Linked DNA regions of Homo sapiens: regions 1, 3, 4, 5 and 6 are each linked to region 2. The links are chromatin loops, found by intact Hi-C in ENCODE. Cell type or tissue: ascending aorta. All regions are shown on one strand.

Region 1 (5,000 bases), 140 kb after region 2:
CATCTCTGCTTTTGTGGTCACTTCTCCTTCTCTGACTCTGACCGTCTTATGAGGGTCTCCCTCTTATGAGGGCTTTTGTGATTATATTGAGCCCATCCAAGTAAGCCAGCATAATGACTCCATCTCGAGCTTCTGAACTCACTGACACCTTCAGGGTGTGTCAAAAGACACCTTCTGCCATGTGAGATACCATATTCATAGGTTTAGGGGATTAGGATGTTGGCATCTTTGGAGTCCATTATTCTGTCTACCACACTAAGAAAAGACATGCATGAGTGTGATTGCTTAAGAATACATCCACAACCTCTTTGCTTTTCCTCCCTTCAAGAGATGGAGCTTAATTCCTTTCCGTTTGATTGTGGGCTGGACTTAGCAAATTGTTTCTAACAAAGGAAGATGACATAAGTGAAGGTTTGTAACTTCGAGACTGGGTCGTAAGAGGCATCCTGACTTCCTCCTTGCTCTCTCTTGGATCACTGGCTCTGGGGGAATCCGCTGCCGTGGTGTGAGGATGCTCCGGCAGCTCTATAGAGGACCCACGTGGCAAGGACTGAGGCTTCCTGCTAGCAGCCATGTGAGTGAGCCATGGTCTAGGAAGTGGACTCCCCACCTCGATCAAGCGTTTGGAGGACTGTAGCCCAGATGGCTACAAGTTGTCTGTAACTTCAAGAGAGACCCTGAGCTAGAAGCACCCAGCCAATCTACTCCTAAATTCCTGTCCCACAGGAAAGGTAACATAATAGATATATTCATTGTTTTAAGCCACATTTGGGGGATAATTTGCTGTACAGCAACAGATAAGTAAAACAAAAAGCTATTTTAGAATTCCTCCAAACAAAAGAAAACACATTACTTTGTGCCTTGATAGTCTTTGGAACTCTCTTAGCCAACCAGGACCCCACCTCCCTGCAGGACAGGATCATCCCAATAATCACACTCTTGGAACTACGGTCTCTTCAGTTCCTTCTCCAGTACTCATGGTGCTCCAGCACAACATGTGAGTGGATGAGCTGGGACTCTGACTCACAGAACAATACACACAGTACATTTCAAGTATATTTCATTAGTCTATTCAGATCTCTCCTCTGGGTGTGATCGTTTTCATTTTCTTTCAAATTCCAATTCTGTTATCTCTTGGCTGCTGTTACTCCCAGATATTTTCCAATGTTGCCTGGCTACTGACAGATACAATTCTTCCCTCCCACCCTTTCCTTTATTTGCTTCTTCGAACAGCACGTTCACATGCCTTATCTAATGGCCCTCTGGGTCCTGCTTATCTTCAAGATCCTTCTCCCATTTCTCCCCTCTTATGGCGCCTTAGGCAGACACAGCTGGTAGATCACCTAGAAGAGGACCGTCTTGCCTGGTTTCTTTCTGGGCTGCTACTGCTTATCCCATGGCTGGATGTTTGTATCAGTCAGGACCAGATAAGCTATGCTACAGTAACAGTCAAGCCCAAAATATCAAGGGATTAAAAACTTTGTTTTCATTTGTTTGTCCCCTTCTCCACCCTGTCCTTCTACATGTCCACTGCTTTCTGGTTGGGGGCATGGACTCATCTCCATCTCACAGACCCTGGCTGACAGAAGCTCCATTCCTATGCTTCCATGATAGAAAGGCAGAAAAAAGAGAAATATGTTGAATAATATTTGCTCTGACGTTTCTCTGAAAGGGATCTATGCCCTTCTGATCTCATTTCATTTGCCAAAGCAAGTCACATGGCCACACCTAACCTCAAAGGGAGCAGGGAAGGGCCATCCTAATATGTGCTTGGAAAATGGAGAGTTGGAGATATTTGGTGAATATCACCAATGACTGCCACAATGCCATTGGTCTTTGGCCTGCCTGGCCTCTGTCTAAGCTCTGTAGGTTCTGTGGATAATCAGATAAGGGTCTCTTAGTTGCAACTGACAGAAATGTGACTCTGGTTGGCCTAAGAAGAAATGAATTTGTTGGCTTATGTGATTGAAAGTTTTAGTGGAAAGCTAAATCTAGCTTTCCAAAAAGCTATTAATAGTTCCAGATATTCAGAAAATGATGTCAGGAGTTAGTCTACACTGCCTGGCTCTGCTTTTGTCTGTGTTAGTTTATTCTCAAGCAGTCTCCCAAAGATGGAAGACTTGGACTTACAACCAGAGGAGAGATTGTCCCAGGAATTTCAACCAAAGTCCCTGGGGAGTTGCTTTGTGACTATGGCTGGCTGATTTGGGTCATGTGCCACATGTCTCAAATTAATCAGTGTGGACTAGCGGCTGTGACATCTCATTGGTCCAGGCCTAGTTCTTAGCCTTTGCCTGAGAGTCAGGGATGGGTCAGTCCCCAGGGAACTACCTTATCTAAGAGTAGAGGAGGGTGGGTCCCAGAAAGGAAGTCCAGGTGCTATTACTTGAAGACGGGAAAATGGACGCAGGGCAGATGGAAATCTCAGATATCCTCCCAGATATTCTTCGTGTTTTCTATTTCCCAGGCCACAAATAACTCACATGACCCTTGCATTCCCCCACCGGCCTGTGTTGCTATGGACTCATCTCCACCAGGACTCGGCTTCTTTTGCTCTGGGTTGACCTTGGTGGCAGCCTGGGCAGTGAAGTGGCACCAACTCATCATCTCCTGGATGGCGGGGATGAAGCTAAGAACTCAATCGTGATCTTTTAAAAAATTTAAGCCCAAGTATTGCATCTTCTAAGGGAACTGAGAACAATCAGATTCAAATATAAGCCCTGATATGGTTTGGCTGTGTCCTCACCAAATGTCATCTTGAATTGTACTCCCATAATTTCCGTGTGTTGTGGGCGAGACCAGGTGGGAGATAATTTGAATCATGGGGGCGGTTTCCCCCATACTGTTCTCATGGTAGTGGGTGGGTCTCACAAGATCTGATGGTTTTATCAGGGCTTTCCACTTTTCCATCTTCCTCATTTTTTCTCTTGCCACCACCATGTAAGACGTGCCTTTCACCTCCCACTACGATTCTGAGGCCTCCCCAGCCATGTGGAACTGTCAGTCCAATTAAACCTCTTTTTCTTCCCAGTCTCAGGTATGTTTTTATCAGACTAATATAAGCCCCACATCTTCTAGAAAGCCAAATCCAAGAAGATTTTTTAAAAAATCACTATTATGAAAAACTCCTGCTCTCCTCTCCTCTAGCACTGAAGATGGACACAACATATTATTTTGAGCAACTGGAAAATTGTTCAGATAATTAGCATGGAAGTTATCTTGCAGCAGTGCTGGCTCCATTTTAGGCAACTACGCCTACGTGGTAGTTATTTCTGTAAAGCATGTGGTTCGTTTGAAAACTCTGACATAACACTTTCTATGCAAGGAGGAAGTGAAGTGTCTTCCCCAGCAACAGACCTGGGAACTGGATCCAACGGCAAGAATCGAGAAAGAAACAACTTTCAAGTAGATGCTTTATAGAGCCCTGGAGAGGGAAGGTGATCATTTGAAGCCAGCGGGAGTTCACTAAGGGCCAATCATGCAAGATTAGTTTCATTTCCTTATTTTGACAGGGAAATTGGACTTGCAGGGCTGAGGCCTTCTGTAGACATAATATATCGGGATGGAACCAACATTTTTTGAAAAATTTCTCATGAGGTCCTTTGGCTGTAGTGCTGAGGGAACCCGCTGGATTGGTAAGGGATTACGGACTCTACTGAAGTGGGGCCAAATGCTGTCAAGTTAGGGAACAGCCCTCAGGCTTTCTGCAGGTCTCTGTCATTCATTCTCTGTTGTGTAATATTTTTGTCTGTAATTTCAGCGATATTGATAGCACACTGGATCTTACTATTAATCATATTAGCATTTCTTACTAACTAAAATAATAGTAGCACCCACAGGTGCTGCTAACAGTTACTGGGTATACACTATATTCTGGGCACTATGTTTAAGGCATTATATGGACTAAATTATGAATATCCCATAACCCAGTAAGGTAGGAGCTATTATTTTTCTTTTTTAATGGCAGAAAACTAACATTGGCATTGAGAGGGGATTAACTTGGAAACCCCAGTTAGGCTTTCTCAGCTTTCTAGTATCTAAGAAAGACATTCAAGATGACAGAACTGTGGAGAACAAGAAGACAGAAAAGCTATATGGGACCAGACAGTCTCACCCATACCAAAGCTAAGATGCAAACTGGGCTCTGATCTCCCTGGTAGCCAAAGCAAGAACAGAAACAGGAATCCTCTGTTGGATTTCGATGTTTGTGAACAGAAAACAAATGAGTCCCTCAGGGAAGCAAAATTCCTCTTGGATGTGTGTGTGTGTGTGTGTGTGTGTGTGAGAGAGAGAGAGAGAGGAGAGGGAGACCACTTATCACAGTGGCTTCTTCAGTTCTATACACACTGTCCTCAAGGGTTTTTCTTATGGCCTCCATACACACATGTAGAAGGTTTAATGACAAAGTGCAACTCAGTGGCACAGGAGGGAACAAGACAATATCGAGTATTAATACTGTTTATTAACAATTTTTCAAAAAAAGGATAATGAGTTCATTTGGGCTGAGTTAGAACAGCAGAAACCATGCTGAAAACCACGCAACCTTGACCATGGTGTGACCTAGATGTGAGTTTCATCGTACCATCTTCAAGAGGAATGTGCGTTTAGCCCATGATTGCTCAAAACATTAACTACCTTGTATGACATTCATCCTTCTGGCAGTTTTCAATCGTTATGCTTTATTTAGACTTCTTATCTCTTTCACGTTTCATTGAAAAACAATAAATAATCTTGGTCTTTTCAGGGAGAATAATTGCCCATTACTTGAAAAGAAAGCAGGTTTTGTGCCATATTCAGATGCTCACATGACTCCCACCCCGGAATGCCTTGTCAGGGGCAGCTGCAGATGCAACAAGGATCATCTGGAGCTGAATTTGCACATCTCACCAAGGGACCCACTATGATGGCTGCAGCTCACTTTGCATAGCATTCCTACTTCCTGCAGAATTCCAGCCCTTACTGAATCCCTTCAGTTACCTTAGGCTGGATGCTGATAAAGA
Region 2 (5,000 bases):
CCTCTTCTGCAAGATGGAGGAGTTATAACAACATGGGTTTCTCATACAATGTTTTAAAATATAACTCTTAAAACTCTAACTTGGCTTTTGGAATTAACTTTTTTTTTTTTTTTTTTTTTTTTTTGTCGCCCAGGCTGGATGGAGTGCAGTAGAGTGATCTCGGCTCACTGCAGCCTCCGCCTCCCGGGTTCAAGTGATTCTCCTGTCTCAGCCTCCCCGACTAGGTGGGATTACAGTCGTGCACTACCACGCCCGGCTAATTTTTGTATTTTTAGTAGAGACGGGGTTTTGCCATGTTGGCCAGGCTGGCCTTGAACTCCTGACCTCAAGGTGATCCACCCACCTCGGCCTCCCAAAGTGCTGGGATTACAGGCATGAGCCACCGCGTCTGGCCATGGCTAGCAGGATGCAAGAAGACCTGGCTCTGAAGCCATGCTTAAGGACACTGTGCAATGGGGGACAAATCCGCAGGTGCTATGGGAACCCAGAGACCCAGCTGGAGGCTCTGGGAGGAATTCCATCTGGAAGCAAACATGCCGTGTCCAGAGGTCAGGGTGATCTGGCAGAGGCAGTGCTGGAAAGGAGTGTGTGCAACAGCAGGGCTGTGGCCCCAGCTGGAATCAGGGCTGCGGGTGGGGAGGCTGGAGGCAGCTTTCTGGAAATGACTTGGCAGGTAGGAGCAAGGTCCAGGTGGGAACCTTGAACACAGGGCAGAAGACAGAAAACAGGCTGGTACAACGGGACTCAGAAGTCAGGACCATGCAGGGCACGTGGTTTCCAGAAGTGAATAAAGGGGTGAATTGGCCACAGGAGGAGTTGGAGCCTGCACTGGCAGGAGAGGCACTGGGAGCAGTGCTGCCCTGGGGCCGAGTGGTCTGAGGAATGACGGAGGCCTTCTCTGTAATGCAGAGGGCAGAAGAATGGGGCCGCAGGAGAGTTCCCACAGCTGCAGCTGTGAGGAGAGGAGAGTCAAATCTGGGAAGGGCACCCAGCTGGTCTTTGCAGTGATGCAGTGTGAGTTCTCATGCCCGGTGGCCACTCTTCCCTGGCTGTGCTCCCATTTGGTCTAAGTGTGAGACACAGGACTGGATGCCGGGCTTCAGCAGTGGGCAGGCGGATGAGAATTCATGTAATGCCCAGCTCAAGGTGTGGCTCTGGAATAAGGCAGGCCTGGGTTTGAATCTCAACTTTCCCCCTAACCACTATCATGGCCGTGGAGCTGTTACCAACTCTTCTTGCACAAGGCTGATAACATGCACGTGTAAGGACGTATGAAATAATGTATGCAAACAGCATCTATGGTTACGACAAATGAAGCCCGTGAAAATCAGTTGATTGCGTTGGCTCGGTACTCTGCGTGTCCTGGCCCCCACATCAGTGTTCCTTAATCTTTTTTATTTTTAAAGGCACAAACTCCTTTCAAAGCCTGATTAAAGCTTTGCATGCTCTCCCCGCAAAACCCACGCATACATTTTTCAAGGAATTTCAGATGTTGTATGGACACTGGTGTTGAGAATTGCTACTCTTGACTTGAGGACAGGACTGCTTTTGTGACTGCCATCTTATCTGTCATTGCGCCATGTACAAGTATAATCCTACACAAATGCTTTAAAGATAGAATTTGCAAAACTGGCATTGTGATATGCAAGGCATCCTATGCATAGACAAAAACTAAAACCACCATAAAAGGCAAGTTGGGATAATTGGGGAAATTTAAGTTGGGCGGTAGAGAAGATGAGATTGTTAAATTCATGTTTCCATTCTTAGGGGTGATCACACCACTTCGGTCACCTAGGGGAAGATCCTTGCTCTCAGGGTGGAACTGTCAATGCTGTAGCTCCATGCTCCTGGGGTCTTACGGCTTTCTAGGTCCCCACTAGGAGTGGGTCATTTCCCTGGCCAGCTCCTGTGAGTGGTCAGTGAGAATCAACTTGCTCTATTCAATCTTCCCTTAACTTTGCCCCTCAAATTCCTAAGCTCTATGGAAGAAGATTTTACTTCTTTCATAAGAAGTGGAGAGTTTCCCTAAGCCCTCCTGGCCATGGTACAAATACTTTCTGAGCTGATGGGTTTCCAGCTCGTAAACGGCCTTGGCACTGGAGTGGGTCTTTCTTGCCATGTTTCCGAACTAAGCATCATTTCTTTACTTTCTTGATGGGAGTTGGGTTGGGTGTACCAGGATGAGGCATTCTGAATCCTCAAATATCTTGGGATTGATTCTTCCCTAAAAGGCTGTGGGCATGTGAAAAAAGTAAACACCGGGGAAGTTAGGAGGCTGGGGTCTGAATGAACTTATTCTGTGACCTTGGACAAAGCATTTGATTTCCCGGGGCCTCTGTGTTCTTGGAGGCTACCTAAGGTCAGTGGACTCAATGCCTCTCAGTGAGTGGTAAACGTCTGAGCCACTCGTGGAATATTACAACCACGCAGAAATCCCAAACTTCCAAACACATGCCTGGCTTCCACTCCTGGGAGCTCTTAATCAGCAGGCCTGGGGTGGGGCCCGGTCTAGGGGAAAAAGTCCGCGTAATATTCTGATGCACACGTCTGTTGGGGAACCACGGAGTGGAATGACGTCCAACACAGCTCCTGCCAGAGGAGGGGCTGTTAAGTGGCTTCCAAAACAAGCTGAGGTTCAGAAACACAGCCCCGTGAGGCTGACTCAGTGTTGGGGCCATTCACATTCTTCCTGGATGAGGTCGCGTCAGGCAGTGCTCTTTTCTCCTCCACCCGTAGCTTACAGATGTGGGGTGCCTCCCTCCAGCTGAGGGAGGGAGTGTTTTCACGCACGCTGGCCGGCCCTGTGCCTTCCAAGGGGTCGTTTGAACTCAAGTGCTGCAGTCGAGGCAAAGGAGTCCCTGGGATGACAGTTGAGGTGGGTTTCAAAGAAGCCTATTTTCAGCCCGGGAGGGGCCGGCTTCTGCACTCTCCGAGTTTCCCTGGAGTGCTGTCACCAGCCTCTGGCTGCCAGATTTCACAACCGGTGTCTGGGTTTGCTAGAATCACACCCCCTTTCCAAGGAGAAGCCAAGGCTTGACCTAGCCACGCTTTTTGTGTGTTAAACACGAAGCTGATTCTGCTCCCCAAAATGAGAATTAACATCCTGGGAGTGTCAGAGGCTGGTTTTCCTAAGGATTTTAGGGATTTTGGATCTTGTTTCTTCTAGGGTTCACATCTTAAAATATGGTAGCCCAAGTAATGAATTGCCTCAGAACACATTTATGCAGCCTCTAGTTGTCCTCTGTCCAACATCTCGAACAAACTCTGAATACCTTCCTTCTGGGCCCTTCTTTCTGAGAAGCCCAGGTGAAGGGCACTGATGCCTCAGTTGGGAGGGACTCCATGTTTGACTGGGTTGCGCGTCCTATAAACTGGCCACAGTTCTCCTCATGTTACCATGGTCCCCTGGCCATCACTGCCTTCCATGGCCCCTGGAAAGGAGTATTTCTGGCCCCTTGATCTCCTGAATGACACCAGGCAGCCCACCTGTGCACTCCAGGTACCATCTCCCCACGTCAGTCACGCTTCCAGACTCAGTCCTCCCGAATAGTACGCACTGCAGCCTATGAGAAAGCAGAGTAAAATGTTATCTTCAAACACTCACAAAGTATGTGTAGTGGATTGTATGGTGGCCCGTTTGAAAAAATATCTTCACATCCTAGTCCCTGGGACCTGTGAATATTACCATATTTGGAAAGAGTCTTTGCAGCTATAATTAAGCTAAAGATCACGAATGACAAGTGGTATGGTTTGAATGTGTCCCTCAAAAAGCATGTGCTGGAACACCTTCTGCCATGGGCTGATGCAGCAAGAAGGTCCTCACCAGATGCAGGCTCCTTGACCTTGGGCTTCTCAGCCTCCAGAACTTGAGAAATAAACTTCTTTTCTCTGTCAATTACCCAGTCTGTGGTATTCTGCTATAGCAGATGAAAATTGACTAATACAAGTGTCCTAATAAGAGGCATATAGAGGGGAGACACAGAGGACAAGGCAATGTGACTGTGGAGGGTAGAGATGGAAGTGATGAGACCACATGTCCAGGAATGTCTAGAGTTGTCAGAGCTGGAGGGGTAAGGAAGGACTCTCCCCTAGTGCCTTTGTGGAGAGCACTGCCCTGCAGACACTTTGATTTCAGACTTCCAGCCTCCAAAAATGTGACACTTTTTGCTGTTTTAAACCACCTAGTTTGTGGTTATTTATTATGGCAGCCAAAAGAAACTAATACAGCACATGTGTGAGCACGCACACACACACACACACACACAGACAGACACACATGAGGCAGCCATGAGCACAGAGGACTCTTGGAGGAGAGCAGAGGACATCTTGAGAGAAGCTGACACCGCAGCGGCAGCACTGATACCACGACCCACATCCTCCCTTGATGCCCTCATCATTTCCATCCAGGCCCTGCTTCTCGCCCAGAAGCCATCCACCATTCAGCTTGGTCTCCAGGTCACTGCCCCAGGAGGTACTGCTCTCAGCTCTGTGCCCCAACAGACCCACACTGCAGGAGGCTGACAGTGGACCTCCCCAGAGCCATCCCCACCTCAGGCAGATGAGCTCTGCCCTCCCAGGTTCAGGTGTTCCTCATCTGGCCCCCTGCTTGCTCAAGGGCCCTTCTCCCTTGACATTCAGCTCTGCTAGGCTGTTCCATCTTGCCCCCATGACCACAGGCAGCCCATGAGCCATTCAACTCTGCTCCTTCCAAACCTGTGCGTGATTGCATTTTGTCATGGACTGCACGTCCCAGCCACAGGAGCCTTGGACAAAGATATTTTATTTTATTTTTCTCCTGGAAATACGCTCCGGGAATCCTTTCTTTATCATATGGATTTTAAAGATGATTTGAGCCATTTGGATTTAAATAAAGAGAATCCTGAGGACTTTTTTTTTTTTTTTTTGAGACAGAGTCTCACACTCAGGCTGGAGTGCAGTGGCGCAGTCTCAGCTCACTGCAAACTCTGCCTCCTGGGTTCAAGTGATTCTCCTGCCTCAGC
Region 3 (5,000 bases), 100 kb after region 2:
CATGGTTTGAAAAAGGAGATCATGCCAAAGCCTGCAGAGCTGAGGAATTGTATAATTGCTTTGTTGGGCTGTACACCTTTGGCTTTTAATATGCCTCAGATTCCTAAGTTACAACCCTTTGATTTTCTTAGCTATTGGTACTGAAAGAACACCATGCTACTGAATTCACTCTCAGGGCTGTCAAAAAGAACTCTGAATGAAAATAATCAAAATTCATCCTGCAAATACAAAAATGCTTCGTGAAAATCACCAACACATCCCATTCACGAATGCTTCTGCATGTCAGCTGTACTTCATTAGCTGTAGACATTTCTTAAGCGCTTCATTTTGACCACAAATATGAAGTTGCTGACCATTGACTGTTCTCTTGGAGAGAATTACTGTGTGCGGTTGCTGAGTCAGCGCACAGACCCCCACAACAGACACCTTGGCCAAGAGACAAAAGAGAGGGGCTGCGTGCATTTATCAGTGCTTTAATAAGGCCTGCAGATTCTTCTTTCTTTGCCAAAAAGCGGAAAACAAAACAAAACATGGTTAGAGATGCAAAGGAAAATTGCTTCATTCAGAAAAAACAAAGCACAATAGTTTCTAGGGAGATACAGAGAGATGCAGCTTGTTGCATTTTTGAGGTTATTCCCTTTAAATGTATTATTTTGGTGTTTGCCCCAGATTTCCACTCATCACTGAACTTTGGCTAATTGCTCTGAAGGCTAAGAATAAACACAACATTCACACAAGCCTGGGGTGGGGTGGACAGCCACTCAGTGTCCCTGCCATGGGTTTCTGAACACACATTCATGACTTCCCCCCTTCCCCACCCTCAGGTACCCCATGTCTCCTGGAAGATGTTCCTTAATGCTGAGCTTCTGCAATGGAATTTAGCCTCCAAGCCACAGTTGCTATTTCTCTTCTAGCTAAAAACTTCTATTCATCAACCTGGGTGGTCTTTACAATATTAATAGCCGTAAGAATGTGAATTATTTACAGAATTTGTAGACATTATCACCAAAGGAGTAAATCAACATTTGCTTCCATTTAGAACCTAGATATTTGTTAAGAGATATTCTTAAAGTACCATTCTTAGGTTGCTGGAGAGCGTCTTCAAGGGTAGATAATTTCAGGAAACACATAAGTAGGAATTTGTTTCTGTCAGTTCTTTGTGACTTTCCCTCTTCCTGTCTCTAGGAGGGCTTTATAAAACTTTCTGAATGGTCCTCCTAAAAAAGTAATCTGGGAAAATAGATCCACACAACTATATCAATGTGAAATTTCACATAGATTTGAAGGGCTAGTGCAGTAATTTCTCGGAAAAAAATCATTGGGGATTTGTTAGATTAGTCGTGGTAGATTTGGGGGGTGCATCTCTCTTCTTCTATTAATAGAATAGCAATGAAACTTAAATAATTAATATAAATTCTAATTTAGATTAGAATTTCTTGATGTTCGGTTGGACAACTAAGATGCCTTTGTGGGGTTAACTAACAAGGACCCAACAAGTCCCAACTAACAAGGAAGGTTATTTGCAGGGAAAGTGGTGTTAAGGAGATCTGAAAGAGGAGGGCCAGGCTCCATAGCTCCTTGGGCTGCCACTCCTGCTCTGGACAGAATGGTATAAGAATATAGAACTGTTGGAAGCCTCTTAGGCTAGAACCCAAGATTACTTTACTTTGGATCTAAAAATAAAGTTCAAAATTCACAAAATTTATACCAGGAGTTTGTGTCTTCTAAATAAATTCATTTTAGTAATTCCTCCAGACTGATGGTATCTCTGTGTATCTTAAGACAAAGGTACACACATTCCTCTTCATCCCCAGCTCTAAATAGAAAAGGCAAAAGATTTGCTTTTCTAATCGTGTTCTGCATTGCTTTCTGTGTTTGCCCAAGTACATACCTGTCTCATGAATAAGCTCTCTGGTAGGAGGGCTGAGGCACAGTGAACAATCCCCCAGGGCGTGAGACACAGAATTGCACCAGTGGCCTGTCTGCCACCCAGCTCTGAAACACAAGCAGGCTTATCCCGTCAAGATTGAACCTGTGTGCTGAATGCTGTGAGCTCCCAGGCCAGCATGAGGGTGGCCAGGTGGGGAAGATAATCTGGATTTGCATGCCAGCTCCTTTGCTGGAGATGGCTGATGCTTTGTGTTTGTTTCGAATATTATTTCCATGGTTCTTTTATTAAAATCAGCTGTTGGGCTCCCACAAATTATTCTTAGCTCGACAGACCAAAACAAATGTCAAATAGTGAAAGTGTCATTCGAGTCCTAAAATGGGGAGTAGGCTGTAATCTTGTGTCTTGTAAAGATATAAAAATAGGACTAGGCAGAACCCTGTCTAAGGTATAAAAGAAAGAGAAAATCAGTGCAGAAGACAGAGTAGGAGATTCAGCTAGGATGGAAGATGAAAAGATACCCTTGGCTTTCTAGAAGCTTTCCCAGTTACTGTTTTGTTTGTTGTTTGTTGTTGTTATTTATCTTTTTAATTTCATCTCTTCTTTAAATCAGCCCAACAGAAACAGAAAACAAAAGTTCCTTTCAGTTTTATCAAATCTGGAAAAAAATCATTTAATCATTAAAAAAGTCTACTGTGCTACTTACAAAAACAAAAAAGTTGACTATTTCCCTCTGCACTGCTCTCCCCTCTTGAGATCAAGTATACAGAAGCACTTCGATGATCAAAGCATGTAGCCCCATCACATCAAGAGATGAGGATATCAGCTCCTTTCTATTTATTTCTATGGATAGGAATAGTGCTGTTATGTTGCCTCATCTCGATGGATTAGTGGAAAGCATTATGCTCTTCACAATGACCGTCAATACCCTAGGTGAGAGGCAGGGCTGGCCTCAGCAATTCTTCCGGGTGACAGCCTCTAAGCAGAAGCTTGAGGGGACAGTGCCATGGCAAGGCTGCAGGTGGGTGCCGGCAAAGCCAGACATCGGGGAGCTTGCAATTCCAATAACCCACCCCCTGGGACCCACAACAGGGAGGGTCATGACCCGAGAGCCACACTAGCGAATCGCTCCATCTACCTGGCAGGACCACCACACACGGTCCCCCCATCTCAGAACCCCATCTCAGCACCGGGGCTGTGGGGCAGGCGAGGCTTTGGGTAGTGGACAGGGCTGTAGAAGGACATTTCCTGGATCGCAAGACCCCTCTTCCCCTCACCTAAGCATTTCTCTGAAATCCAGGATGCAATTCCATTTATGTGGAAGTGTTTCCTTATTATTTCTATTTTAAAAAGTATTGTCAAAGCCCCTTATCAAATCAATGGTGCATCTGACATAAACATGAAACAGTCAGATGCCATCGTGGTGTGGCAGAGAGTGATGGGAAGATGAGGGGGTTGATTTTTATTCTTCCATTAAATGTCTGGGTTGACCCTGAGTGGAACTTAAATTCCTTACCTACTTAATTTAGTGTCTTTATCTCTAAAATGAAGAGGTTAAACTGGATTATTTTCAGGGTCTTTTTTGAACTAGCAAGCACAGGAGTCCACACATAATTAAGCGCTGCAAACGTGGGGGCGCGGATCAGAGTGGCCAGAGGCAAAGCAAGTTGTATGAGGCTGATGGAGGCAGGTCCCGTGGGATGGGAGGCCCCTCAGAGGGCCTGCAGGGAGCCCGTAGAACTCCCTGGGGACAGGCCTGAGTGCTCTGACAGGGGGATGGGGAGGTGACAGAGGGAGGCTGGGCACTTGGACCTGTGTGAGAAGGAGAAACGTGAAAGCAACTCTGTACCCAACAACAAGCAAATAAAAATGTAGTTCCCCCCCACCATGTGCCATCATGATAAAAGCAAAAGATGGCACTTTGTTGTTTTTAAAAGGATATTCCTTGCAACCCAAATATCCCCTAAATAATTTGTCACCCCTTCAGTTATGCTCCAAGTGGCAGTTAAGTTTCCCTTGGCACACAGATCCACTGGAGAAATGGAATATTTGGTTACATTCTCCTGTAGAGGGAGGGAGGCCTGAGGGTGTGCTTGTGTTTCTAGGAAACAGCCGGTGCTTCAGCGCTGACCCCACACCTGAGTGACTGTCCAGGTCTGGGCAAAGGGAAAGCCGACATTAGTGTCTGGGGACAGCATGCTCATTGCAGCCTGAGGCCTCATCCTCAGCCCACACACTGAAGGTGTGAGACGTGCAGGCCCCCACATGGGGACAGACCTCCTTTCTCCTGTTTCTGCTCGGACAACCTGTGCAGCTCTGCTCACTGCTGCTGGAGTTTGGGAGTTGGGACCCCCTCTCTACCATGCACACAGAATCCCCAAGCCCCAGACATCCAGGAAACACCACCAGATCCCTCATGTCTTGGTTCTGTCTTTTTCAGGCCCCCAGCAGGAAGTGGCTGGCTCAGGAGGTGGTGTCTCAGGTACTGCAGGAGTCATCCGTCTTCTCTTCTGCACTGGGGAGTCATTCTCTGACCTTGGGTTTACCTTTCAGAACGCTCCCAGCTCTGGACACAGGGCTTGGTGGGGACCTCCTTCGGAAGTGTCACCCTGAGGCAGAGCCAAATGCCGCAGCAACCGCCTCTCCTCCACCCTCTTCCTCCTTCAATGCAAGATTGCAATGAGATTGGCCCATAGGGCGGTTCAAAGAAGCAAAAAGTTATGATTAGGAAATACCGGTATTAAATAATTTCCCTTGGTTTCATTTCCTCTTATGACTGAATCCCAGCAGGGCCTCCCAATTCTTTTCCTTCAATTGGCTGTTTTATGTCCAATTCCAGGACGGGCTGGGTCCCGACTGTAAGCATCCCCCAACCCTCCCAATCCCTCCTTTGAGTCCTGACCATTTAGCCCAAGACAATTTTAAAATCGCAGAAGCTTAAGGCTGGAAAGCATTTTGACAGGTCCCCCAGGCTAACGTTATATGCGTTTTCTCCTGTTTTGCCTGAATTGAGCCAGAGGAGGGCTGAGCGCCTCATGTTCCCCTGAAGCATGCGGGCTTTGGAGGTGGCCAGGCTGGGCTGGCTCCTTCAGGGACAGCCCTGAGGCTCCCT
Region 4 (5,000 bases), 190 kb after region 2:
TTTGCAGAGGGCTTCTTAAGGAAGGGCAGTCTTGTTGGGGACTTGCTCTTTAATTTATGGGATCTGATACAAACTCCAGGCAGTTAGTGTCAGAACTGAAGGACTTTGCCCTTAACTCACGGGGTCTGAGCTTGGGACCCAATAGGAACTCCAGGCAGTTAGTGTCAGAGCTGAAGGACTTTGCCCTTACCCTGTAGGGTCTGAGCTTATTCTGGCTAGTTAGTGTCAGAATGGAATTGAATGGTAGGACATCCAGTTGATGACAGAGGATTGGTTTTGGAACTGCAGACGTTCTCATCTCCTGGAATGCTAACAAAAACTCAGACCCCAGATCTTGAGGATCAGATAATCTGTGCCAGGGAATCCTCATTTTAGGGAGTACATAAATGATACTCATACACATTAAAATTTGAAAACCACTGACATACTTGTTAAAGCACACCTGTAAAATACAGGCAAGGAGAGTGAAATGAAAAGTAATCCCAATCCCATCGGGGTACATTTCTTTCTAGAAGCTCCGTGTAAGTGTTTTTGTTATGGTCTGGTTCATCCTATCTGTTTAGTATTATGCTCTGCTTTTTCCCTTTGACATCATATCAGAATTTTTTTTTTTTTTTTGAAACGGAATCTCACTCTGTTGCCCAGGCTGGAGTGCAGTGGTGCGATCTTGGCTCACTGCAACCTCCGCCTCCGAGGTTCAAGCAATTCTCTGGCTCAGCCTCCCGAGTAGCTGGGATTACAGGTGCCTGCCACCACGCCCGGCTAATTTTTTTTTATTTTTAGTAGAGACAGGGTTTCACCATCTTGGCTAGGCTGGTCTCGAACTCCTGACCTTGTGATCTACCTGCCTCGGCCTCCCAAAGTGCTGAGATTACAGGCATGAGCCACCGTGCCCAGCCCAGAAATTTTTTTTGTAATGTTAGACTCTTTTAAAATATAATAATTGCTTTTGCAAAACACTGTGTTTCCTTAACTGTTCTGTCTCTTTGGGAGGTGCTTACAATATTTTCAGTTTGTCATTATTATTAAGTATATATTGTGATGAAAATCTTTCTCTCTGAAGGTTTTACAGTATTTGTTTTTATTAACTTAGGATTCCCCAAAGTTAGAGTACTTGCTCTGTCCCCACAGATGGTTTCAGACCTCCGAATAAACATCGCACTGGCAACCTACAAGACCATGTTTATATACCTTCTCTGGCAACAATGTTTATTTTTTTAAACTTTGTTAACTTGATAGGTCAAAATGGTATGTAATTATTTTAATTGTATTTATTCCATCCTTAATGCTGCAGGAAATTTTCCCAAGTATTTGTTTACTAATTGCATTTCCTTTTGTGAATTCCTGGTTCATAACCCCCAACCCTTGGGGTTGGAAGAACGTTGGTAATTTGCTGTGAAATGAGCCCTCTGCCTGCATCTTTGCTACAGTTGTGTTTTGCATTCCATTTGCTATAAAAATTATGTTTAAAAAATTATGTCGTATTTTTAATGTATTGGCATTTAAAGTTATTATCCGGACAATTTTTTTCTTGGTGACTTATTCTACTGCCTTGAAATTTAGAAGGTCCAGTCTACTCCAGAAATTGGGTATTTGATTTTTGTTTTCTTGTAGTCCTGCTGATTTTTTTTTTTAAAGATAGATGATTAAATATGTCCCTCTTCAATCCACCTAGAGTGTATTTTGGCATACGGTATAAGGTAATCTAAGCAAGTTATTTTTCTAGGTATTATTGTTTTAAAATTATCTGTTGAAAGCTCTTTCCCTTCCTCTGTCATATCCTGGGAGAATTGGTTCTTTTGGGCCTTGCCATGTTACAGGACAACTGTGTGTTTACAGCGTTCCCTGAGGACAGGCCTCTGTTTCATTCCGCTCTGCACCTCTAGAACTCGGCATAGTGCAAAGACCGCCCAGAAAAGTTTGTGAATGACCATTAAAAACCCATAGAGGAAGAAAGAAGCCATGCCTATGGGGTGGCTACCCCAACAGGCCAGTGATTCCTGGAGGCTGGAGAACCATAGTGCTTTCACAGAATTAATCATATTTATTCATTTATTTATTTGTATTTCAGCACATGGGATTTATTTTCCCAGGAAAATCTCCATCCATTGGCATGACTGTTTTTAAGTTGTTATTTTTACATTGCTTATGTGAAATGGATATTTTTAGAAGTTCTCTATTGCCACAAATGGAAGAAAATGGTGAAGTCTTGAAGATTGCTTGTGATCTCATTTTATTGCACTCACATTCTCTGTTGGTGAGAAAAACGTGCTTTCCATCATACTAAGGCCCTCCACTGAACTTGCAGACTCCACTAGAGCCCAGAGAATGCAGGGCTGCTCTTCCAGTTCAGATTCACGTCATCTCACAGGCTTCTCATGGCCCCCAGGAAGTCTAGGTCTCTTGTACCACTTGACTTGACATCGTCATTTGACTTGTGAGATTCTCAAGCCTTTATGGACAGGGTCAGCTTTCCTATATCTCTTCTCTTCTTAGACTAAAAATGCAGAGAGATTCCTGCCTCTCTCCCAAAGCGTGGCCAGCTGTCTCATGGGGGACTTGAAGGTTGGTGTCCCCCAGAGTCGACTGGACTTCACCCTTCTTTCTTCCCTCTCCATGGATTACTGCTGAGGGTCTCTTCTGTTCCCTCGCCTTGCCATGTATAGTGGCTGATGACGCCTGGCTCTCCATCAGGGAAGGGACTGGGAGAGGTGAGTGAGAAGCCTCAGCTTCCCTCTTAGGCTCTGCCTGTTGCACAGTCTGAGATAAATGTGCCAAGTTTTGTTTGTCCTTCCTCTGATGTGTTCCTTGATTCTGTTTCCTTATTTCATTCCCATCACCATGACTTTAGTCAAGCCATTGTTACCTGTCACTGCAACTCAACTCCATAACTCAGTGAGTTTTCAAAGGCCCCTAAGGCAGTGGATCCCAGTTTTGAAGGTGAGGAGCAAAATGCATTTTGAGAAAGTGTGTTGTGTGTAATGTTTGGATAATGAGATAAGTTACACATTGTGCTGGGGACATAGATTCCAGGTACTAAGCTTGAGAGAAACGGCTTGGCTGACAGCTGCAGATACTTGTGCACGCGTGGGGAGGGGAACTGTGCAGCACCCCACTGTCTTCAGTGAGGCTGGGTGAGGCTGCACCTGATTTCTATGTTTACTAAAAAGGGCACGGAGTATAAAAGGCTGAGAAACACCGCTCGAACCAATCTGTCTGTCTTCATTTCTTTATTTAATTCAATAAACATGGGTTGAGGGTCTGGGTTATTCCGGAAGATGCCAGGGTTAAGGATGCAGGTATTAAGAAGACATGGCCCCTCTTAGGAGGGGCCTTCTAGGAGACACCATCTCTGGGGAGAGGCTGTGGTCAGCTGCAGATTCACTGCATGGGATCTGTGCTCCATCCAGGGGCATGTCAAGGAGAGCCCCTAACCCAAGCGGCACATCCAGAGCTTCCTGATGAGGGGCTGCCCAAGTGGGCTGTGAAGGGTGGGAGTGGTAGCAGGTTGGGGCCATCTCAGATTGTTCTGAAGACCCCCAGTGAGGGAGAAGCAGGCCTGGGAGCAGGTGGGGGCATCTGGTACATGTGCAGGAAGGAGGGTGCTGGGGTGGGCTGCTCAGATGACCTGGAGCTTTGTGGGCCATTTTAGAAAGAGAAGCCTACTCCTCATGGTGGGATTGGAAGCTCCCTGTGGGGCTGGAAGAAGGGGAGCCCATCTCTGAAAGCCAGGGAGAGACCACCTCCAGCCAGCTCTGCCAAAGGCTCCTGTGTCCTGAAGTCTCAGGCTACACTTTAATCCTGAAACAGGTACAGCAGGAACTGCTCCTGTTCCTGCACCTGCTCTGCCTGATGGGCCATTTCAGAGCAGGGAAGAGAATGTCCTTTATCACTCCCACCTGACCAAATCCTCACCATCCCGTCAGTGTGACTTGGGGCTGGTCACTTAACCTCTCTGAGCACCAGTGTTTTCATTTGTGAAATGAGGATAGAATAACCAGTCTCAAAGTCACTGGCTCTGGCACGTAGTAGGTACTAAGTAGGTGAGAATTGCAATTATTATTATTATCATTAATTGTTATTAATGACTGTGATTGTCACTGTTTCTATTTATATTTTTGTCTTTTCTGCCAGTCACTGGGTTCTAGAGACAAGGGGAGGGCTGGCCCCAGGACAGAAACCTCAGAAAGAATTCTCCAGTCTTGGAGTTGTGGACTTGAATTTCATTTCTTCTGTTAGGAACACAGGACTAAGTCAGAAGAGTAGGGAGATAGATATATTCTGAGCCAAATGTCACGGAATTTCAGAGCTGAGGATGGCCAAGGGTACACGGTGAACAGAGGCCATGGAAGGATGCATGCCAGAGTCTCTACCCCTCTGCATATAGCCTGTAATTGCTTTAGATTTTCACTAGTAGTTTTATACCATGCATGTGTATCAGTGGGCAAGTCGCTCTCTGCTGTGAACCTCTGTTTCTTTGTCTATAAAATGGAAATTATGGGCCAAATGATTTGCAAGAGCCCCGTCCACTGCTGCTCTAAGACCAGCAGGAATCACTAGATGGGGAATCCCAGTCCTCTCCATCTCTTCATTGGCTAGTATCAGGGATCCATGAGTCAGTAGGTTGACAAATGCCCCCTTAAACACCAAGTCCTAAACCAAGGGCTCCATGTTCCCAGACAGAGATGCCATTAGCAGCTTCTCTCTGCCAGCACCCCAGACAGGTGCATGCATTTTCCTACTGACATAAAACTCATGGTCAGGACCTACCTCACTGCCCCATTCTCATCTAAAAGGAATTTGACCAAGGATGGTGTCACTGGCATTAAGCTTCTCATGTGGGCCAAGAGATAAAAAGTTCACAGACTCAGCTGCAAGTTACATCCTGTTTGGCACTGTGGGAAATCACTGGGTTTAGGAACTTATTTCTCACCCTGAACCTCTTTCAGGAAATGATGTTGTCCTTTTTGATGCCCTGGCTACAAAATGCAATGGGGATT
Region 5 (5,000 bases), 90 kb after region 2:
ATGCTTTAGATTGTTTTTTGAGGGTGGTGTGTTAGATTCCTTGAGTTCCAATCCTGTTTTCCCCACAGAGTCCACCAATGCATGATCTTGGATTTCCCAGTGCCTCAGCTTCCCTAACTGAAACAGAGAAGGAATAACAGCCTCCAGTAATGTTCTAAAAGTTTAAAAGTTAGTTTTTATACTTATGAAATGTATCACTGAGCATTAAACATCGTTTATCCGCATATTAATAATTCATTAGGTTTTAACTATTACATTCCAAACCACCAATGCAGCACATTGAAATAATTAGGCTGATCATTAATGGAGAAGGATGGGGATAAATGGTGAGTGCATCTACAGCTTTTTTTTTTTTTCTTACGAAAACAGCAGAGGGTAACAATGTTGTGACAAGGAGGCCGTTGCTTCGATGAGATTACAATCTTTGACCTCAGAAACTGCTGGTGGACTGTGAGTCTGGAAGACGGACCTGGCTTCTCTCTGCGGCAGGGAAGGCTGGGGTCACAGCAGGCCGGCTGGAGTTCTCTGGGTCACCTGGGGCTGCCAGCTCAGCTCGGTGGCCTGGCTCACATCCCCGGGCACTGTCCCGTGAAGTCACAGGAGCTGTATGCCCAGCCACTCTCCCACCTTGACAATTCTTCCTTCCCATTATTGGTCCTGCTAAATCTGCGCTGAGGCTTCCTAAGAGAGAACAAGTCCCCCGGGTCATCCTCAGGCCCTTTCAGTCCCTGTGCTGGCTGCACACAACCTCCCAAGCCAGAGTTAATGCACCCAGGGCTGACAGATTCAGCAAATTACAAAGATAGGAGCCCAGTTAAATGTGAATTTCAGATACATAACCAATAGTGTTTTAGTATAAGGGACACACTTAAACTAAAAATAGCCACTGGGCTGTTTCTCTGAAATTCAATTTTAATTGGGTGTCCTGTATTCGATCTGGCAGCCCCTGTGCACCACAAATCCAAACACCCACTAAGAGGTGTATTTCAATAGCATTTCAGGCAAGTGGTTAGTAATGGAAGGCAAGGCCAGGCACCGTGGCTCACGCCTGTAATCCCAGCACTTTGGGAGGCTGAGGCGGGCGGATCACTTGAGGTCAGGAGTTTGAGACCAGCCTGGCCAACATGGTGAAACCCTGTCTCTAGTAAAAATACAAAAATCAGCCAGGCATGGTTGCGGGTGCCTGTAATCCCAGCTACTCAAGAGGCAGGAGAATCTCTTGAACTTGGGAGGCAGAATTTGCAGTGAGCTGAGATTTTGCCACTGCACTCCATCCTGGGTGACAGAGCAAGCCTCTGTCTCAAAAAAAAAAAAAAAAAAAAGAGAGAACTTAGAAGGGGGAATATGTCCACCTCCGAGGGAAGTTCAGATTTAATTTAAACCAGGTGTTGGCAAAGTATAACTCATAGTCCAAATCCAGCCCATGGCTTGTTTTTGTAAATGAAGTTTTATTGGAATGCCACCGTGCCCATTCATTTACAAAGTCTCTATGGCTGCTTCCATGCCACAATGGCAGTGCTGGGTAGTTGCATCTGAGACCACATGTGGCCCATGAACCTGAAAGATTTAATACCTGGCCCTTTACGGAAAAAGTGTGCAGACTTCTGATTTTTAAGGCATGGCTGACAGCTGCCCGGAGCCGGCTCTGGTCAGAGTAAGAATATTCAGGCCCTGGGATGCCCCTGATGTCCTGCGTCTCACAGCATTTTTGTTTGCATTTGACCCTAAGAGAGAAAAAGAACCTAATCTAAGCATCTAGGACTCCCAGGCTGGGAGCCGCAGATGGGTCATTGACCCTAGAAAGTGGGGTGGCTACATCAGGCAGACTGCTTTGCCTATTCAGGACAGTCATGCGGGAGTGACCTCGTGAAGATCTTCAGAGTCCAGGCCCCAGGCATTTACCATCTCACCAGAATGGCCATGTCATCCAAGAATGTTGCTAGCCTGCTCACCCCTGAGATGAATATTGTGGGGTAAGAAACCATCGTGCAAGGCAAGGTCCTGTCACCTAGCATTTGAATCCAGCTTAACCTCGTCAGAAACAGCAGCGGGTTGCACAGGGCAGACTATCACGAGGTGCTCCTTGTCCAGGCAAGGCTCCCTAGGGCACTTTACCAGAGCCAGATCACTTACTGGGATAAAGGGCATGAGTCACAGGACCGGGCACGTCACCTGCTGGGAGATGCATCCTCATTTGCTGTGCTACCCTCAGCAAAGGCCGATCTGTGTCTCCTCAACCTGAGGGTCAGGGGGATTATCTTTGCTTCTTCTCTGACCAAAAGGCCATATAAACATTATCTGAGGGGAAGCAAACCAGAGCTGCCTTTCACAGCATGGTCCTCCCAGGAGAGCCTTCAGGTTACGTAAGCAGCTCAGCTGACTGCAGCAGCTCAGCACCAGATTCTCTGGCCCAGGCTCATGGTCCATCTGCCAGGAAATAGAAGCTCTGTTGCATTGCCTGGAAGAGATGCCACAAGAGGGAAAGGGGCAGAGAGTTAAAAAAGTTTAAAGAGAACAAGTAAATGACATTACAAGAAATAATGCATGAGAGTAAGTTTCCAGCCTTAAATGCACTGAAGTCTACCCAAGGATGTCTTATGTGGCAGCCAGTGACTCAAAGTGGCTAGTGACTTCCTGGTGGTTACCTGGCCTCCCTTCCTGGGAGTCCACCTGTCTAAGCCAGAGTTCATGGCAGGGAACACTTTAGCCCCACGTTGCTTTGGGCAGGTTCTATGTGGGCCCAGAGATTCAAACGACACCTTTTCTCTTTAGTTGCCATCTTCAGGTGCACGATGGGACCATCGCAACCTGCAGAGGAAGGGATTCCCTCACTCTCTTACTCCCTAACCCATTCATTCACTTTTTAGTATTTTTCTCATTCACGTATTTAATATCCTACTGTGCTGCATATGGTTAGATTTAGTTCATTTCTCTAGGACTCAATGGTTTTTTAAAAATGTAAGCAACAAACCAACATCTTACCCAGAATCCCAATATGTCCAACAAATAAGAGGTAGGTGGTAACTTTCAGGCAGATACAACTTATTATTTATGTATTTCTGTGTGCATGTATTTGCATGTATTTGGAAATCTTCTCCCTGGGCTCCTTACTCCCTCCTCCCCTGCCACTTTTCAGATTGGGGGAAAGTGTCCTCATTATTTCAGCTGAATTTGCAGCCCTGAGCCCCAGGGATGGAAGGCGTGAGTCCAGCATTGTGAGACAGCAGTGCCGAGAGCCTTCTCTGAGTAAGGCAGGAAGCCTTCCCAATTCCAGTCTCCAAGTTTTATTCTTTCCTGAATCAAGGACAATGCCAGGCTTTTGGGCGTGGAGGCCCTCTCTACATGAATTCCCATATGAGGCTCTTCTATTTCAACAGCCTCCAAATTGGAATGTATTTTGAAGCCCCCCATACAGCCCCCTGTTGTCATTGACCCTAAATCTGCAGGCACAGGAAATTGGTCCACACCCTGCTCTGTACGGCTGCCCTGTAAGTATTTGAAGATGGTTCTCTCGTTCTCCTGAAGTCTTGGGTTTTCCCCTTCTGCTTCTCACCATCTTTTCTTTCCATGGCTTCTCATGTATGGTGGATTTTGAACTTTTCCTGGACATGCTCTTTGAACCTCCTTCAGTCTACTAGTGTCCTTAAGGCCTCGTGTTTGTAGCTAAACCTGGCACTTTGGATTTGGATTTTCTGTAATGGAGCTGAGGTGATCCAGACATCATGCTCAGGGCATCGTTAACCAGCAGGAGATGGCTCAGTCCCTAGCAGCTCTGCAGTCTGTGAAGGTGCCTAAGTTTTCTCACGTGCATGCCTCTCTCAGTCACATCTTTTTCACTCTGTACACATTTAAGTGTATGTCTGAACCCAAGTGCACATTTTTTAATGATCACTATTGAATGTCTTTCTCTACATTTATTCTTCGCTCCAGTTATCAAGATGTTTCTAGACTTTCCCTTGGTCATTGTACTGAGTTATGTCCCCCAAAAATACATGTTCCACCTTCAACTGTGTACCTGTGAATGTGACCTTATTTGGAAATAGGGTCTTTGTGGATGTCATCAAGTTAAGATGAGGTTATACCAGAACAGGGTGGGCCCTATTCCAATGACTGGTATCCTTATAAGAAGAGGGAAGTATGGGGCTGGGCGTGGTGGCTCATGCCTATAATCCCAGCACTTTGGGAGGCCGAGGTGAGTGGATCACGAGGTCAGGAGTTCAAGACCAGCCCGGCCAAGATGGTGAAACCCCGTCTCTTCTAAAAATACAAAAATTAGCTGGGCGTGGTGGTGGGCACCTGTAATCCCAGCTACTCGGGAGGCTGAGGCAGAGAATTGCTCGAACCCAGGAGGCGGAGCTTGCAGTGAGCCGAGAACATGCCACTGCACTCCAGCCTGGGCAACAGAGTGAGACTCCGTCTCAAAAAAATAAAAAATAAAAATAAGAGGGAAGTGTGGACACAGAGACAGAGACACTCAGGAGGTGTTGATACCACGTGATGACAGAGGCAGAAATTGGAGTGATGGAGCTGCCAGACAAGGAATGCCAAGGATTCCTGGCAGCCCCCAGACACCAGGAAGAGGCAGGAAAGGATCCTCCCCTAGAGCCTTCAGAGGGAGGTGGCCCTGCAGACACCTTGATTTCAGACTTCTGTCACCTGGAACTGTGGGAGCGTAAATTTCCGTTGCTTTGAGCTACCCCTTTGTGGTACTTTGTTACAACATCCAAGGAAACGAATACAGTCACATAGTACATTGGTCTTTCTTCCCAGTTTTGTGTCATCTATCAATTTCATTAATTTGACAGGTTTCCATGCATTTCCCATGGATGTCTGTGGGTTGGTCAACTCTGGAAGCCATTCTCCTGATAGGCTGGGACCCACGGGAACTGGTCTGTTGTGGCCACCCAGAAAATTAGCATTGAGAGCCATAGCTTTGCCTGCTGCTCTCTACTAAGAAAATGAAGCTTCTCACGTTTCTTGTCAGTTACTCATCCTACCCT
Region 6 (5,000 bases), 250 kb after region 2:
TTATAATCTTGTTTTTGCCTCTTACCATCTCCACTGACTTGTACTGTTTTACACCTTCTTGTGTAAATAAGCCTAACAGAGAAGATGCTTAATAAATATTTGTTCAATAAATATAAAAATAAGCAAACCAATGTCAAGTCTGACGTTTGATTATGACATTTCTTAACTGGATATGGCCAGCCGGTGAAATAGCTTCTCCTCTGTATCAGGTCATTGGGATGGTCTGTGAACAGGAACCCCATCTCCTTATATGCTCCTCCCATGCCTAGGGTGGTGCTGGAGTCATGGAGGAAAGCCCAGGCCTGTTGGTGAAGAGAAGGCAGTACTGCAGGGGCAGGTGGCGACTGCTGGTTCAGGTTGCCCTCACTTGGAGCTCAAGTACATGGAGCTCTCTCATCATTTCCATAAATCTGTAATAAATCTGTAAGGCGCATGGGTTCTATTTTATGCTGCAGAGCTTAATCATTACTGGACACGCCCATTTTCCTGGCCAATGAGTGTTTTCCAAAGCAATAAATAAAACGAATTGAGGAAATGGAGTCTTCACCGACTGAGCTGAACAGTCTACCTGTTTGCACTGACTGTGGCTGGTGGTGTCCACAGGTCATGGTGGGCAGAATGGCAGCCGGGACGCCTCTGCTGTGTCCCCAGGTCCAGCATCTGGCTTGGCCTTTCTACTGGCTTTTGTTTTTCCATGGAATTTTGAAATTGTTTGCTGGAATTGGCTGCATTAATCAAACAGTTGTTTCTTAGAGATATTGTTTATGTTTGCTGGAGCCACAGAGGGTTCTGTCGGCAGGAATTTTGCTGGCTGAAAGCAAACTCGGAGCCAGAAAGTGCGATGCCATTGGTTCCACTTTATCACCAAGCTCTGAAGACAAACTCTCACCTCTTCCAGATTTCCATTTGGTCTCGTGACAACGCAGGAGGAAAGAAGCTTGAGAGAATGTTAGGACATGGCGAGGGAGAGAATTCTGGGTCTCTAAGGTATTAGGTTGGTGCAAAAGTAATTGCGGGTTTTGCCATTTTTTAATGCATTTTAGTGCAATTACTTTTGCACCAACCTAATACAAGGAACAGCCGAGGAAAAGGCTGGTCTTGAGGCCCCATCCAGGGCCTAGGGCACCTTCTTCTACTAAGAAGGGAAGTTCACCCTCTTCCGAATCATCACCCACCAAAGTTCAGGGAGCTTCCCCTCAGCCCAAGGACACAGTGACATTGTGTATAAGACCTGGGCAGTTTCCAACCAGGTTGGTGCACAGGACACTGCTGGTTACTTGCTTATATTGTTCCCAAATATTGAATTCAACAAAGTAGTGTGGATAATCCATCATAGCTTATTACTCAAGACTGTGTTCACTTTATTTTAAGACAGCATTCATTATTTCCCCAGAGAATAAAAGTAATATATGAGTCTTATAAAAAACATTAAAAATAGAAAAGTATAAAAATGAAAATAAAATTACCTATAAACATACAATTCAGATATAGCTTCTGAGAATATTTTAATATTTTTCTTTTGCATTTTCATAGACTTTCCCCATGACCTTTAATATTCCATGAGAATATAATTTTTATAGGTTCATAATACACTGTATTATGGTTGTACCATAAATTATTTGGCCATGCTTCTGCCATTGGTTATTTAAGTTGCTTGTACTTTTCTCACTGTTATAAGTAAGATTGTATTGAACATCCTCGTACATAAGTCTCAGGCCACATGTTTTATTTGCTGGAACAACCTTTCCTTAACATCCAATGGCACGTGGCTGGCCCTCCACCCTCTTTTCCTGGAAGAGGCATTTGAATGAAACACTTGACAAATATTTATATGCTAGTAACCATGCTAGAATAACAGCCACAGTCTGCTATGACCTGAATTGAACCAGAAAATGCAGAGTGAAGGCAGGGGGAACACGGCTCGGGGTCCTCTCTGGTCAGGCCTGGAGCCAGCGCTTGTAAACTGTGGACTATCACCCACTGTTGAGAGGCCTCCTTTCGGCAGACTTCAGCACAGGGATGTGGACTTGTTTCTATGAAAGCCTGGAATTCCTGTAGGGGTAGTGCCGTAAAACCGGATCTTTACCTTCCTTATTTAAAGGACTTTTTTGCGCATAGACTGCCTGTCCTGGCCTCTCTCCCACTCTGGAAAGGAAGGGCTGAGAGAGAAAAACACACTGGAGATGCTGTTTTGGATGGAAACACACTCGCTGCCTGTTTCCCTGTGTGCCCATGGTTCTTCTAGGTGCTGGGAATAGACGAGTGAGATGCAGACAAGGCCCCAGTCCTCACGGCACTTATGTGCTATGAGGAAACAAGGAATGCACATACCCCATCGAGGAGGTGTCAGTCCATCTTCATGAGCCAAAAGGTGACATGTGCCAAGGAAACAGGAATAGAGCCTTGAGTGAAGCATCAGACCAGTACAGCCGACCTGGTGGGCCTTGGTGCAAAGGGAATGGAGCAAAGACTGGGAGGTAATGAGGGGATTCCCCAGGTGCTCCCCTGGGAGAAGAGAATTCTGCCCACAGGCCCTGCCACCAGCGAGGGCCTTGCGTGCCGTGGAGTGGGAGGAACCACAAGGTGAGAAGGGTCTGAGGATGTGGGCATGGAGGCATTGCAAGGACTTTGAATTTACTCTGAGAGATGAGTAGTCACTGGGAGGTTTGCAGCCCAGACAACCCACACGGTCATTTCAGGAAGCTTGAGAGAGACTCAGTATGTGGGGCAGCGGGCCCCCGTTTGTGGGGGCCACAGCGCAAACGCACCTGAGCCTGGAGCTGCTGGAACTCCTCTCTCTGCAGCCAGAGACCCAGGCTCACTCCTGGGCCTCCATTCCGCCTGCTGGATCAGCAAAAATGAAATGACTAAATGGGCTGTTGGATTTCAAAGAATTACAGCCCCACTCCAGTCCTTGAGAGAGAAGCAGAGGCCCTGTTCCCCTGCGTCTGTGTGGCCTGCTGCAAATAACGGGCTGGGTTTATGGCGAGGGGACGGCTGGGCGGTTGCTTGTCTAGAAACGCACCATGTGGTCCCTGCCTCCTCCTGAGCCTCAATGGCCGCCTGGGACATAGATAGCCAGACATCGCCAATTTCCAGGTTCAAAATTATATTCCCCCAACGTGAGTTAATCTTCCCATGAAAGGAAGAAATACTTTTCACTTCATGTTACTCTCTCTACTTTTTTTTTAAAGCATCAGATCTTTTATCTCTAGTATGACTATGGATGAAATATCACCAGCTTCATATTTCAAGATAATTTCCCTTCCAGCAAACATTCCCCTAGGAATAAAGACATGTAGTGCCCACACTGCTGGGCTGCTTTTTCCGCCTCTGTCTAAACAAGGCCCTGTGTGTTCCATCTGCTTGTCGGTTCCCAGTGTGCACTGGTCACTGCTGGGCTGAAAGGTCTCGCTTTTAGCTTCCTAGATAGGCCAGCGAGGTTAATAAGTTAATAAAATCCTATTTATCAGACTCCGGAGTCCATTTCCTCTTCCCCGTGGCTCATGGTTGTAATTATTCTTTATGGACTCTCGGTGTTCCTTTAGATCTGATTTCCTCGCACTCCCCTCCCATTTCCTGAAAGCCACGCCACAGAAGGAGAGAGTGGTCTTTTCTCTGGAAAGATGTCTGTTACTCATTTCCACCTTGGTGTCACGAAAGCTAGTCTGAAGGGATACGTTTAAATATTTAAAATTTTAAGATGCATGTGGAACAGCCTGGGTTGCTTCTCCTCCTGAGCAGATTAGGTTAGAAAGACCTGGGGGCCCCTGGATAACCCGGCGTAGCTGTCCAGGAGTGCAGAGATTGGGAACCAGATCCTGGGCTCTTGGCAGCTTCAGCTTTATCTGGAAAATTGGAGCCATCATTTCGACCATGCTCACATATGAAGATAAATGACAATAGCTTGCGTGAAAGTGTTTTTGAAAACAACAATAACAACAAAACACAGAAAAAGAAGGCATGATCTTGGCTGCTTTTGATGTGACTGTTTCCCTTAGCAGGGTGCCAGGGATATGGGGAATTTAGGCCAAATTAGCCGGAGCTTCTCTTATTAGCGAAGATTCGCTTATCAGGTTCCCTGCTGTCAGCTTGGAAGACCCAGAGTCTGACCCCGAATAATGAAATAGAGGACAAATGAAGATTCTGTCTCTGAGCAGGACTCGGGATGGGGAGCAGTGGGCCCCAGCTGGAGGGGCGCAGGTCAGGCTGTAGGGCCCCTGGAGCTGGCTCCCTGGCTTGAGAGAAAGGGCCACAGTCACCTTCGCCTGCCCAGGCCCAGTCGTCTTTCTCGGGAGTGGCGGAATGTAGCTTTCTACCCTACGGGCTCCTGCGCCTCACAGTGCTGGCTTTGGGTTTCTTCTGGGTCTCTGTGCTAACTTAGGCTCCGACGTTTCTAACTTTGGCCAAGAAGGTTTTGTATACGAATTTATAGTGTACTGTATATGTGTGTGTGTGTGTGTGTGTGTACGCGTGCACACCAGCACATGCACTTTTTAAAACAACTAGGAATCTTCTCAGCAAACACTATTCCTTGTCTACTCCCTTCTCTTGAAGATGGTCACTGAGTGGCTACGGAGACACAAACTTGGAGGAAAGCACCCTGGCCTTGCCAACAGTGGAGAGTGCCCCAGGGCCAACCCCGATGAATCTCTGCCAGATGAGGTGCAGAAGGGGATGGGGCAAAGGAAGCAGATACTCCCCCACGTGACTTCCCCACAGGAGCCACTTAACCAGAGGAAGACAGTGATATGGTTTGGCTGTGTCCCACCCAAATCTCATCTTGAACTGTAGTTCTCGTAATCCCCATGTGCTGTGGGAGCAACACGGTGGGAGGTAATTGAATCACGGGGGTGGTTACCTCCATGCTGTTCTGGTGATAGTGAGTGAGTTCTCACGAGATCTGATGGTTTTATAAGGGACTTTTCCCCTTTTGCTCAGCACTTTTCCTTGCTGCCGCTATGTGAAGAAGGATGTGTTTGCTTCCCCTTCCTCCATGA

What was found. Peaks named below come from ENCODE experiments on the same cell type or tissue, not always from the same donor. Only the 100,000 strongest peaks of a DNase experiment are listed, where the experiment ranks them.
Region 1: a loop joins it to region 2, with 4 times the contacts of the local background. A loop is called at or near these places in 6 of 110 quality-filtered maps.
Region 3: a loop joins it to region 2, with 2.4 times the contacts of the local background. A loop is called at or near these places in 6 of 110 quality-filtered maps.
Region 4: it touches region 2 in a loop (3-fold over the local background); 2 of 110 quality-filtered maps call a loop at or near these places.
Region 5: it touches region 2 in a loop (2.7-fold over the local background); 6 of 110 quality-filtered maps call a loop at or near these places.
Region 6: it touches region 2 in a loop (7-fold over the local background); 5 of 110 quality-filtered maps call a loop at or near these places.

What each region holds. Positions count from the first base shown.
Region 1 is chr2:236,784,696-236,789,695 of GRCh38, forward strand. No RefSeq gene overlaps it. Among named protein-coding and RNA genes, the nearest start is that of ACKR3, 220 kb to the left of the region's middle. In ascending aorta, no CTCF peak of the experiment used is centred here; no DNase peak of the experiment used is centred here; H3K27ac peaks cover 2,877 bases.
Region 2 is chr2:236,640,234-236,645,233 of GRCh38, forward strand. No RefSeq gene overlaps it. Among named protein-coding and RNA genes, the nearest start is that of ACKR3, 73 kb to the left of the region's middle. In ascending aorta, no CTCF peak of the experiment used is centred here; DNase peaks (open chromatin) are centred at 1,048, 2,028, 2,558 and 2,928; H3K4me3 peaks cover 791 bases; H3K27ac peaks cover 4,364 bases.
Region 3 is chr2:236,744,041-236,749,040 of GRCh38, forward strand. No RefSeq gene overlaps it. Among named protein-coding and RNA genes, the nearest start is that of ACKR3, 180 kb to the left of the region's middle. In ascending aorta, no CTCF peak of the experiment used is centred here; DNase peaks (open chromatin) are centred at 1,971, 4,540 and 4,945; H3K27ac peaks cover 1,399 bases.
Region 4 is chr2:236,828,831-236,833,830 of GRCh38, forward strand. No RefSeq gene overlaps it. Among named protein-coding and RNA genes, the nearest start is that of COPS8-DT, 250 kb to the right of the region's middle. In ascending aorta, no CTCF peak of the experiment used is centred here; a DNase peak (open chromatin) is centred at 2,363; H3K27ac peaks cover 2,331 bases.
Region 5 is chr2:236,730,095-236,735,094 of GRCh38, forward strand. LOC105373948 (a long non-coding RNA gene) reads right to left here. Exons shown (of 6, transcript XR_924022.2): 5 at 2,173-2,458; 6 at 1,429-1,724. Among named protein-coding and RNA genes, the nearest start is that of ACKR3, 160 kb to the left of the region's middle. In ascending aorta, no CTCF peak of the experiment used is centred here; DNase peaks (open chromatin) are centred at 2,107 and 2,387; H3K27ac peaks cover 1,536 bases.
Region 6 is chr2:236,885,865-236,890,864 of GRCh38, forward strand. No RefSeq gene overlaps it. Among named protein-coding and RNA genes, the nearest start is that of COPS8-DT, 200 kb to the right of the region's middle. In ascending aorta, CTCF peaks have their summits at 1,951 and 2,150; a DNase peak (open chromatin) is centred at 1,807; H3K4me3 peaks cover 623 bases; H3K27ac peaks cover 3,546 bases.